Linked DNA regions of Homo sapiens: region 2 is linked to region 1. The links are chromatin loops, found by intact Hi-C in ENCODE. Cell type or tissue: heart right ventricle. All regions are shown on one strand. Each heading gives the region's core, and the rest is flanking DNA. Links, peaks and the distances in the headings are about the cores only.

Region 1 (5,584 bases), core at 442-5,441:
CGTCCCATGTTCACTGCAGCATTGTTCACAATAGCCAAGATGTACAAACAACTAAATGTTCATCAATGAATAAATGGACAAAAAAGTGACATATACATATAACTGAATTTTATTTGGCCTTAAGGAAGGAAATCTTGTTATATACTACAACATGGATGAACCTTCAGGACACTATGCTAAGCAAAATAAGCCAGTCACAAAAGGACAAATACTGTATCATTCCACTTATATGAGGAGTCTAGCTCATCAAAGCAGAAAATAGAATGGTGGCTGTCAGGAGCTGAGCTGACAAGAAATGGGGAGCTGCTTTTTGATGAGCAAAGTTTCAATCATGCAAGATGAAAAAACTTCTAGAGGTCTGCTGAACAACATTGTGCTTATAATTAACAATATTGTCATGTATGCTTAAATATTTGCTAAGACAGATCTCGTGTTAAGTATTTTGTATCAAAATTAAGAGAAAGTAGATATGTTAAAATTGAAAGTAAGAACCAAATAAGTGGAAAGAATTACAGTAGTATAAATTTTGCTTCTAGACCTATGGCCAGCCACAGTCCAAAACTGCTTTTGGTTTTGTTTTTCAAAGTATATTCCACAATTTTCCATGGCAACTTCCTCCATTACCCTTAGGAAATTTTTCTTTAAATGTGTCCTAACTCTGTCATTAAATACAGCATTTGTTTAAGTTTAAATATTTTATTTAGTACTTGTCCATATCCCTGGGATTTGTGTGTGTGTGCTTTTCCTTCCTTATACCATAAATATTTTTTTTAAATGCCTCTGAGACTTTCCTTGGTATTGTCCAGCAGATTGATGATCCTTAAACTTCATTATGCACTTGAGGCCAGAAGTTCAAGACCAGCCTGAGCAACATGGCAAAACCCCATCTCTACTAAAAATACAAAAGTTAGCCCAGCATGGTGGCTTATGCCTATAATCCCAGCTACTCAGGATGCCGAGGCAGGAGGATCACTTGAACCCAGGAGGGGAAGTTCAGTGAGCCAAGATCATACCACTGCACTCCAGCCTGGAAAACAGAGGGAGACCCTGTCTAAAACAAACAAACAAGCAAACAAACAAAAACAAACTTCATTTTAAAATAACCAATGCAGCCAGCAAGGTAGTTATCTCATCTGATTTTATTTTCTTGGTTATACTTTTCACTTTGTTACGTAGGCCTTGCCTTTCAAATGCCAGGAATTATATTCAATTTACCTCTTCTCTTCACATGTAACTACACATATTTAAATTTAATTAGAATTATATAAAATCTAAATGTTAGTATCCTAGTCACATTAGCCACATTTAAAGCACTCAACAGCCACATGTGGCTACATTACTGTATTGGACAGGACAGATAGAGAACATTTTTATCATTGCAAAAAGTTCTATTGGATGGCTCTGTACTAGATCCTACCCTTACCCTCCAAAATCCCTACTCATAATTAGCATATTAGCAGAACACAGCCTCTAAAGAAATCTCACTTGTCTCATCTGAAAAAGTGAGGATAACACTTTTTTGACTCAGGAAAGAGGACTGACCCACATTTCCTTTGAGGTTCCTTACCAGTATGATAGCCTCATTTTTGTGAATCCACTAAAACTTAACCCTTGGTCAGGAAGACAACTCCATTATAATAATGTTTCTCTGGAAAAAATCAAACTTGAATGACATCATCTCAATTCACAGCTTCTTTGCCAAGAATATAACCTACTTAAGTGTAGGAACTGCATTCCAGCTCCACAAATTCCTTATTAGGTCCAATATGGCAGGTGGTACTTAAACCATATCAGTTTTTTCACACCCCAGCAGGCCTTGAAATCACTGTGATAAGAGAATCTGCCTCTCTAAGAAGGGTCACAGCATGCCTATAAGAAGACATCTGGGAAGCAGAACATTTATTTTAAAATGCAAACTACGTAGTCCTGTAAGTAATTAATTGGGGAACATAAGTTGTATTTGAACTAAAACGGAACCTTTGATTACACTTAATGTCAGCTGGATGATTAATGTATCAAGTGTTTGCTGTTTACTAAACAAAGGATTTGTCTTTTTTTACCATCTGAAAAATTTTGTCTAAAACACTTATTTTCAGAGATGTGATCATTTCTTTGGCACTTATTGGACTGTTAAATTGAATTCATGCTGTCCTTCCACGTTTCCCAGACTACTCAGGAAGTATGAAAATGGGAACTGATGAGCAAGGCCTGGACATGTTTCCACATCTACTGTGTTCATGTTTGTTAATGCAAGTCAGCCCTGCACAGAGATCTACCACCTGGACCAAGAGCAGTATACTTTGCTGCTTGGGCAGCTTTCCTTCCATGTCTAAAACAGAGTAACTTTCCTAAATTGGGATATTACTCATTTTTATCACAAACCTTGTGGAGATTAACGTATTATATCAGAAACCATCTAAAATGCACAGATACAATTAAATGACCATAATTCCCAATGCAAAATATAACAGGAAAGATTATCAAACCACTCTCCCTCTACCCTTCAAGTCTTAATCTTGGCTCTAGGTTTTCCTGAGCAGGAAAAATGAATTGGGGGAGAAGTGAGTGCTTCTCTCCATCCTTGCACTAACTTTCCTAATCTTTAATTGTGCCAATTCAACTTCGTTGTGTTATTCTTGGCTTCTCGCCTCATGAGGGACCAGAAGTTTGTAAGCACATAGAGGAAGCAGTGGTTTTTACCTTGGGGCTCATCAACCTCCAGAAAATAAAAGCAAAATTATATAAATACCTGCATTTCTTTTCTTGGGAGAAGGTTAATAGTTTTCATTAGATTTTGAAAGAAGTCCATGATCCAGAAAAGATTAAAAAGTCTCAATTTTGATGGATTTGGAATAGAATCAAGTCACTGATGAAGTTACTGCCTCTGCCACTAGTGGGGGCAGTGAGTGGGTACAACACAGCAGCCAGAACCTGTGTGTCAAGAGCCCTTCTCTCATCCCAGCTTTTAATAGTTGAGATGCGATCAACAAACACTGATGATAGACTTTAAGTCCCGTGATACTGTGATTTATAATGAGAAATACATATTTGGTCCGTATTCTCATTTCTGACACACAGCTCCTAAAATCCTAGTAATTTCCTAAGTGATAAGAGTTACGGAAGTATCTTTGGTTATAATATTTGGTCTTTTGTCCCAGGTTCCTAAAATAGCTCCAGAGTGTTTCTTGTTATGCATACCAAGCCCCTTTCAACCACACCCAAGTTTATATTAATGAGGTGATTTTTCAAAAGCCCCTAGAAAATCACTGGATGGGGGCTAGATGCCAGAGGAATTAATCATGTGATTAGAAGGTTGGAACTTTACCCCTAACCTCCGAGGGGCAAGGAGCTGAAGCCTGAATTGATCATCACTGGTCAATAATTTCATCAATCATGCCTACAGAATGAAATGTCTATGAAAACTCAAAAGGACAGGGTTTAGAGAACTTCTGGGTTGGTGATTAAGGAGGATGACATGCCCAGAGTGGGCATGGAAGCTCTGTGTTCCTTCCTTCATGCCTTGTCCTTTGCATCTCTTCCATTTAGCTGTTCTTGAGTTAACTGGTAAATGTAAATAAATGTTTTCCTGAGTTTTGTGAGCCATTCTAGCAAATTATCAAACCCAAGGAGGATGTCACAGGACCCTCTGATTTATAACCAGCCAGTCAGAAACACAGGTGACAACCTGGACCTGTCAGCGGCCTGAAGTAGAGGCCGTTTTTTTTGTTTTGTTTTGTTTTGTTTGTTTTTTTGAGACGGAGTTTCGCTCTGTCGCCCAGGCTGGAGCGCAGTGGCACAATCTCGGCTCACAGCAAGCTCCACCTCCCAGGTTCACGCCATTCTCCTGCCTCAGCCTCCCGAGTAGCTGGGACTACAGGCGCCCACCACCACGCCCAGGTAATTTTTTGTATTTTTAGTAGAGATGGGGTTTCACCGTGTTAGCCAGGATGGTCTCCATCTCCTGACCCTGTGATCTGTCCGCCTCGGCCTCCCAAACTGCTGGGATTACAGGCGTGAGCCACCACACCTGGCCAGTCTTATGGGACTGATCCCGTAACCTGTGGGATTTGATGCTATCTCCAAGTAGATCGTGTCAGAATTGACTTAAATTGTAGGACACACAGTTGGTGTCTACAGAGAATTGGAGAATTGCCTGGTGTGGAAAACCCACACATCTGGTGTCAGAAGTAAAGTATTGAGGGTAGTAGAGAGTAGAGGAAAAAAAAAAAACAGTTTTCCTTTAGTTGGTGGAGAGAAGGAAATAGTTTTCCCTTACAGCCCTGAAAGATTGGCTGGTGACATGCGAGAGCTCTGATTGCAATAACATTCACCATTATTTGTTGATACACATTCTTCCATTTAATCTTAATACTCCTTCAAAGCGGTATGATTACCCCATTAAAAGATGAGAAAACCGAGAATCAAACTGGCTAACTAATTTGTTCAAGATGACAAAGTTACCACATTGCAGCACTAAAATTAGAGCCCAGGTCACTCTGATTCAAAAAGCTTATTCATTAATACTGCCCAGCTAGGAATATCTGTCCAGCTTCTAGGAATGGACCTTCAATTCTATCATCCCACCTAAATCTGAAAAGGTAGCACATTTCATGATTCTTCCAGCAGGGCAAAGCAAGGCTAATTTTAGAAGTCTAATGAGAAAGGATTAAGGTACTTCCTGTTAGACAGTCAACACGAGTGGCTCTCATTAGCAACAATAAAAACCCAGCTTGTACGGTCGGTCGGCAAAAGTAGCAGCCTCCGCTTTCTTTTGTGATTCTCAGCTGGGTTGCCCCTTTAAGAAGCTTAGCCCACATAGTCACATTCACAGATCTTCTAAGTCAAAATCTCTTTTAAAAACACCCAGGAGCGATCCCTAACTACCAAGGAGTAAGACATCCTTTCAGGAAAGAACGTTGAAGAGATTTATCTGAATGTCAGCAAGTTTCACCCAGTCAAGAGAAATCCATCTAGAAAAGAGATTTTATACAATTTGTGAATTTTATTCAATTCAACTTTTATTTATAGTTGCTCTATGTAGGAATTGTGCAGAATGCGGCAGAAGAAGGTAAAATGTACAGAATGGGATGTTCTCCACCGGAGGTTCACAGTTCATTGGTAGAGACAGATACACATCCAATATGTACAGTCCAGCAGACAGTACTAAGTTGGAAAATTGATTTCCAACCAAAATGCAAGAGGAGAACAAGAGAGGGAGACAGTGTTTCTGATTGTTGGGCAGGGTAGAGACAAATCTGAGAAAAGCTTGTGGAGAGTATGGGCTCTGTGGATAGAGGCAAGTAAGATGTGGATGAATACTAGCATCCCAAAAGCATAGAAGCAGAGGTTGTGCAGGTATCTGGAAAAACAATAATGTCCTGGGAAGGCCAGAGAGTAGAGGGACAGGCCCATCCTGTAGACCCACGCCACTCAAAGTGAGGTCAAAGCCAGAGCATCCTCGGAAACACCTGGAAACTTCAACATACAAAAAGCCCAGGCGCCACCCTGGACCAAATGCATCAGAATCTGCATTTTTACAAGATCCCCAGGTGACTCATATGCACATGAATGTTTGAGAAACATT
Region 2 (5,584 bases), core at 396-5,395, 140 kb before region 1:
GGAAAATATCAGGATGTTTCAATTTTAAAAATCTCCTATAAATTCACTACCCAGAATGAACATTTTGGTGTATTTCTTTCATATATACACACACACAGAGAAAAACTCTTTATATACACACACACATATATACATATGTTTGTGTGTGTGTGTGTGTATATGTGTGTGTGTGTGTGTGCGTGTGTGTGTGCGCGTGTGCGTGTGTATAAAAAGTTTTATGCCAGGGTGGTGGCTATTTAGGAGACCAGGTGGGAGGACTGCTTGAGTCCAGGAGTTTGAGGCTGCAGTGAACTATGATCACACCACTGCACTCCAACCTGGGCAGCAGAGCAAGACCCCATCTCTAGAAAATAAGTAAATAAACAAAGAGTATTAAAAGCAAATTTGGGATAATATATTTAATCTAGCTTTGTGTGTGTGTGTGTTAAAAACATTTAATATGAGATCTACCAATAACTAATTTTTAAGCATACAATATAATGTTAACTATAGTAATGATATTGTACAGCAAATTTCTGTTTTCTTGCATAACTGAAACTTCATACCCTTTGAATAGAAACTCCTCATTTCCCCCTTTCCCCAGCCCCTGGCAACCACCATTTCTATTCTGCTTCTATAAGTTTGACCATTTTAGATACCTCATAATTCATATTTAGTATTCTCTCCTCCCTAGGTAATTTTATTTTGGTCATTTTCCCGAACCTGTAAATATTCATGGAAAATAGTTTTTGATGGCTATATAGCATTTCATCATATAAATGTATCCTAATTTATTTAACCATTTCTCTATGGTTAAATAATTATGTTCTTTATTGTTTATTACTACATAACTACATCATTAATGCCTAAAAATATGTATGTGCCAACAGAAAACAAAATTGACTTAAAAATATATAGGGAAGTTCCTAAAGAGATAAAATATTATTTATTTTTAAAAATCTGTTCTATTTTCTTTCTCCTTAGAGACACAAACTTTGGTAGTATATTTTAAGCATTTAATAGGTGTGCTTTGGTTTTCTTCTTTTTTCTCATAAATGAATTTGCAATCAATTAGCTTAATTCTATTGAGTCTAATGATTCTCTCTTGTCTACATGCCAAATTTTCATTTTATCTCAACTATCTTCATTTGAGAGTTTTATTTTTTATTACTCGTATAAGCATTTTCCTGTTTGCATTCTCTAACATATTTTTGGACAATAGTGAGGATAAAATAGAATAAAATATTCAAATAATTGCACAAATACTGTTCTGAACACAAACCTAACATCACCATCAGAGCTGAAATAATAGCTGACATATTATCTGTATACACCAGCAGCAGAAATTACTACTAGCTAGTCAGCCTAGGAATCATAATATTAATAATTTATTGGAAGGGCATGAAGTTGTTTATAGGACCAAAAGGAAGTAAGATGGGAATAGGCAGCAGGCAGTCCCTATCTCAGTCACAGGAAACACCTGGAAGTCCCGCCTTGGCACTGCTATGATAAGAATAAATAAAATCTGTTTCTGCGTCATCCCATTCAAGGTTCAGTTTTCCCTTGAGGAAGTATATCTAGTTGGTCAAGATGCTCTTGACAGTACCGGAGTTAAGAAGAAGGATCTATATAGAGTAAGGGATCTACATGGCCTTTTTAGTTTCTCTAGTAAGAAAGCAAGCACATGGAGTTACCTTTCCACTCAGTCTTCATGGGATGAAGGAGAGGGAATTACTGGAGGGAGAGTTGGGGTCCTCTTCAGTAAAAAAAAAAAGAAAAAAGAAAAAAGAAATGAATGCTAGAATGCAAAGCTCCATGAGGGCAGGAATCTATCTTTTTTGTTCACCAGTGCAACATATAGTAGGTAGTTAGTAAATATTTTTTGACTGGAATTGGATAGGCACCAAAAACAGGAGGGAAGGAAGGAAGGAAAAAAGGAAAAGAAAGGGTAAGATCTAAAAGTAATTCTAAGGTAAATTTTATTTTAATAAATGGAGAGTCAAGCTAGGTGACACTTTTCTTTCAACTACAATAAGGAATGACTCTAAAGTAATGTAATCGATTTTCTTGGGTGGTTCACATATTGACTTTGAAGGCAATTTTCAAAGGGAAGCTCTAAAATGATCTTAAACAATGGCAGTAATGTTGGTGTAATATAGAACTCCCCTGTGGGGGCATTTTAAAGGACTCATTTGTATGTTTAAGTCCTGCTATGTAGGCTTTTAAAAAATTCATTTGTGGTTATACATTGAATATTTTCTATAAACTAATTGGTTAAGGAAAGCAATGTGAGGTATAGGAATACTAAGAGAAAAAGCAGGAAGGCCATCACTTTAAACATGATAGGCTTAATAAAATTTACAGATCAAATATAATTTCAGAGACCTAAATGATTTCTGAACACATTTTCAAGGCCTGCTAAAAGCTATACTAATAGTTACTATATATCTAATACTGACTATGTATAAGGCATTTTACATTGAATTATCTATAATACTCATAACAACCACCCTGCTAAATAGATACTGCTGCTCCAAATTTACAGGTTAGGAAATTGAGGGTCATAAAGGTTGAATTGCCCAAAGTCATGCAGTCAAACGAGACAAAGCCATGATTTGAATCCCAGTTTGTTCAGTGCCATACCTTGAATGCAATACTGAATGTATACCTTAAATGCAATATTTTTACACTAAAAGCAAAAGGGCAAATGAGGCAATGTCCTCTTCTAAGATATGAATTAATGAGTATATTTATTACTTGCCTACACCTCCAAAATGCTCATGCACAAACCATTTAACATATTTTCTAAATGATGTGAAACTCAAGCAAGCAATTAATGTTATCAAACCCTTCCTTTAATTTTTTAAAACCAACTTATTTAACCATGTTTAAAATCTAACCACTCACAGGTTCATTGCAGCATTACTCACAATATCCAGGATACGGAATCAACCAACGTATCCATCAAGAAATGAATGGATAAAGAAAAAGTGGTATGTACGTACAACGAAAGATCATTCAGCCTTTAAAAAGAAGGCAATTCATTTGAGATAATATGGTTGAACCTAGTGCACAAAATACTAAGTGAAATAAGGCAGGCTCAAAATCAAATACTGCATGTTCTCACTCGTATGAGGAATCTGAAAACATTGAACTAGAGAAGTAGAGAGTATAATGGTGGTTACCAGGGGCTAGCAGGAGGGAGATGGGGAGATTCTGATCAAAGGGTACAAAGTTTTAGCTAGACAGAAGGAGGAGATCTATTGCACAGCATCGTGACTGTACGTAATAATAACATAGTATACATTTCAAAATTGCTAATACAATAGATTTTAAATGTTCACACCATTATCGCTTCTCGGCCTTTTGGCTCAGATCAAGTGAAATGTTCACACCACAAAAAATGAGTATGTAAGGTGATGGATACATAAGTTTGATTTAATAATTTCATAATATACACATATATCAAAACATCATATTATACCCCATAAATATATTCATTTGTCAATTAAAAATTAAAAATCAAATCATGTAGCCATATGTAATATTAATTTTAAAAATCAAAAGTACTTGAAACATTACTAAATTGATAGTGATAAACTTTCCATTAAGTGAATGGAACTTTAGCATATGATTCACATTTGCACTAAATTTATATTTTATGGCAGAAAAAAATGTCTTGTTTTCTATAATCACCAAGGAATAGGCCCATGGATATCCCTTGTAAGGACTCCTTGATGCCAGAGCCTATCAGCATAAAAAAGTAATAAAAGGGAGCTCACAAAGATCTAAAAAGTTTATGGAAAGAACAACTACTTCATAATGAGAGTTTCCAGATCACAAAGTAGAAAGAAGAAATCCAACTATAAATCTATATTCAGAGTATAGCAGGGGAAATAGGATATGAGGTAATTTTTTGCCTTATTTTTGAGCAGCACAAATCTTATGAACGGAGGTGGAAGTTATTCAATAACATTTATTGCAAGGTCTAGTTCAGTGCCTTCCACGGGTGTGCAGTCAAAAAATCTTATTTGGAGATGATATTTATGCAATGATAATCAGTCTATTTCAGCACAGCAATTTTGGGGGAGAATATTGTCTGTACTGAGGTTAAGCTTTGTCAAGTAAAATAATAAAAGGAAGGGCAAAGACCAGATGTGAAAAGTATTCAAAAGAGAAATTAAGGTTTATGCAAAATTTGCACAAGCATTGGCAATTACAATTCAGAAAAGTAAATGCATTTTCAGAAAACTTAGAAACACATTTGGCTACATGTAGAGAATGCATTGAAATCATACATGAGTTTCTTCTCCTCTCCAACTTTACCAACTGATGCCTATTTATTTACTCATTCAAAGACTAAAGATGAGGATACAGAAGGATTCTGACCCTTGTTTCAAGGAAGGGGGGATCAATTATATATAATTGAGTCCTATCACCTTTGCTTCTTGAGGTCTATGAATACTAAATTAAATTATAAGGACTACTGTAGTTTTGTAACATAAGAAATTAAACCAGGTAATTTTTTAATACCATGATTTAATGGTTTGGGTCAACTATATTAAATGCTTTAATATATAATATCAACTTAGGTTGATTTTAAGTTGAGAATCCTTATTTTCCTAGCCTGAATTAAAATTTATTTTCTCGTTACAACACACACAAACACACACACACACCAGGCCGCTCTCAGTGGACACTCAATGCTGATATATAAACAGAACATGTGTCAAAACAAAAACAAAAACAAAATCCAAGCTGACAGTTAATTTAGGAAAACCTATAGTTTTTATGAACATTTTATTTTTGATATAACTTTTATATGATATTTAGAAATAATAGAACTTTATATTATTCTTTGTCTACCTATTAAAAATAGAAACTTAAGGAATAACTTATGGAAAGGAATAAAATGAAGAAAAAGGAAAAGGTACTGCAGCTGTGACATTTATTTAAAGGTAGCATGTAGAATTATTTCACTACATTCACCACAAACATATTCGACATGTATGTTTTAGAAGTTGTTAAAAACAATAGGTAAAGTTCAAAAAGCAAATAACCAGAGTTGAGTCTGTTACCTTGACAGTCCCAAATTCTCATTTAACGATTGTATGCTCAGTAAAAAGAAAGCTACCCAGTCAACAGGACACTTGTTAGAAACCCAAATGGGAAAAAGGTCACTTACTGCAAACTTCAGGTTACCCAAAACCAAATCAGTTCTATGCTAAGGTTCGATTTTAGTTTTCTTAGAATTCTCTATATCCCCCTTCCTTTTTTGATGCATACACCCAGTTTGAAACTCAATGGTTGGCAGAACTCCATCTACAATTTCAGCTGTCAATCAAGAACAGTCACTTTCACTTGATCTTTTCTGATAGAGAAAGTTGGAAAGAAAAAAACCCAGGTTGTTTAGTTAGCAGAGACAATGAAACATAAGGAGAGATATTTCTCTTCCATTAATAGAGGAGATACGCAGCAAGTCAAGCAATGGAAGGGCAGGAAGCAGCCTTGTCCCCAGGAGCAGCAATCAGCCAAACAGCCTGAAAGGATCAACTAAAAATAAAAATGACTTCCTTTCTCTGGGGATTCTCATTTTACACAGTCT

What was found. A loop is a pair of places that touch in the nucleus more often than their neighbours do. Peaks named below come from ENCODE experiments on the same cell type or tissue, not always from the same donor. Only the 100,000 strongest peaks of a DNase experiment are listed, where the experiment ranks them.
Region 2: a loop joins it to region 1, with 2.0 times the contacts of the local background. A loop is called at or near these places in 2 of 110 quality-filtered maps.

Annotation. Positions count from the first base shown.
Region 1 is chr13:59,474,320-59,479,903 of GRCh38, forward strand. No RefSeq gene overlaps it. Among named protein-coding and RNA genes, the nearest start is that of DIAPH3-AS1, 540 kb to the right of the region's middle. RefSeq lists an enhancer at 4,212-5,029. In heart right ventricle, for the core only: a CTCF peak has its summit at 2,877; a DNase peak (open chromatin) is centred at 2,260; H3K27ac peaks cover 4,536 bases.
Region 2 is chr13:59,331,684-59,337,267 of GRCh38, forward strand. No RefSeq gene overlaps it. Among named protein-coding and RNA genes, the nearest start is that of DIAPH3-AS1, 680 kb to the right of the region's middle. In heart right ventricle, for the core only: no CTCF peak of the experiment used is centred there; no DNase peak of the experiment used is centred there; H3K27ac peaks cover 1,547 bases.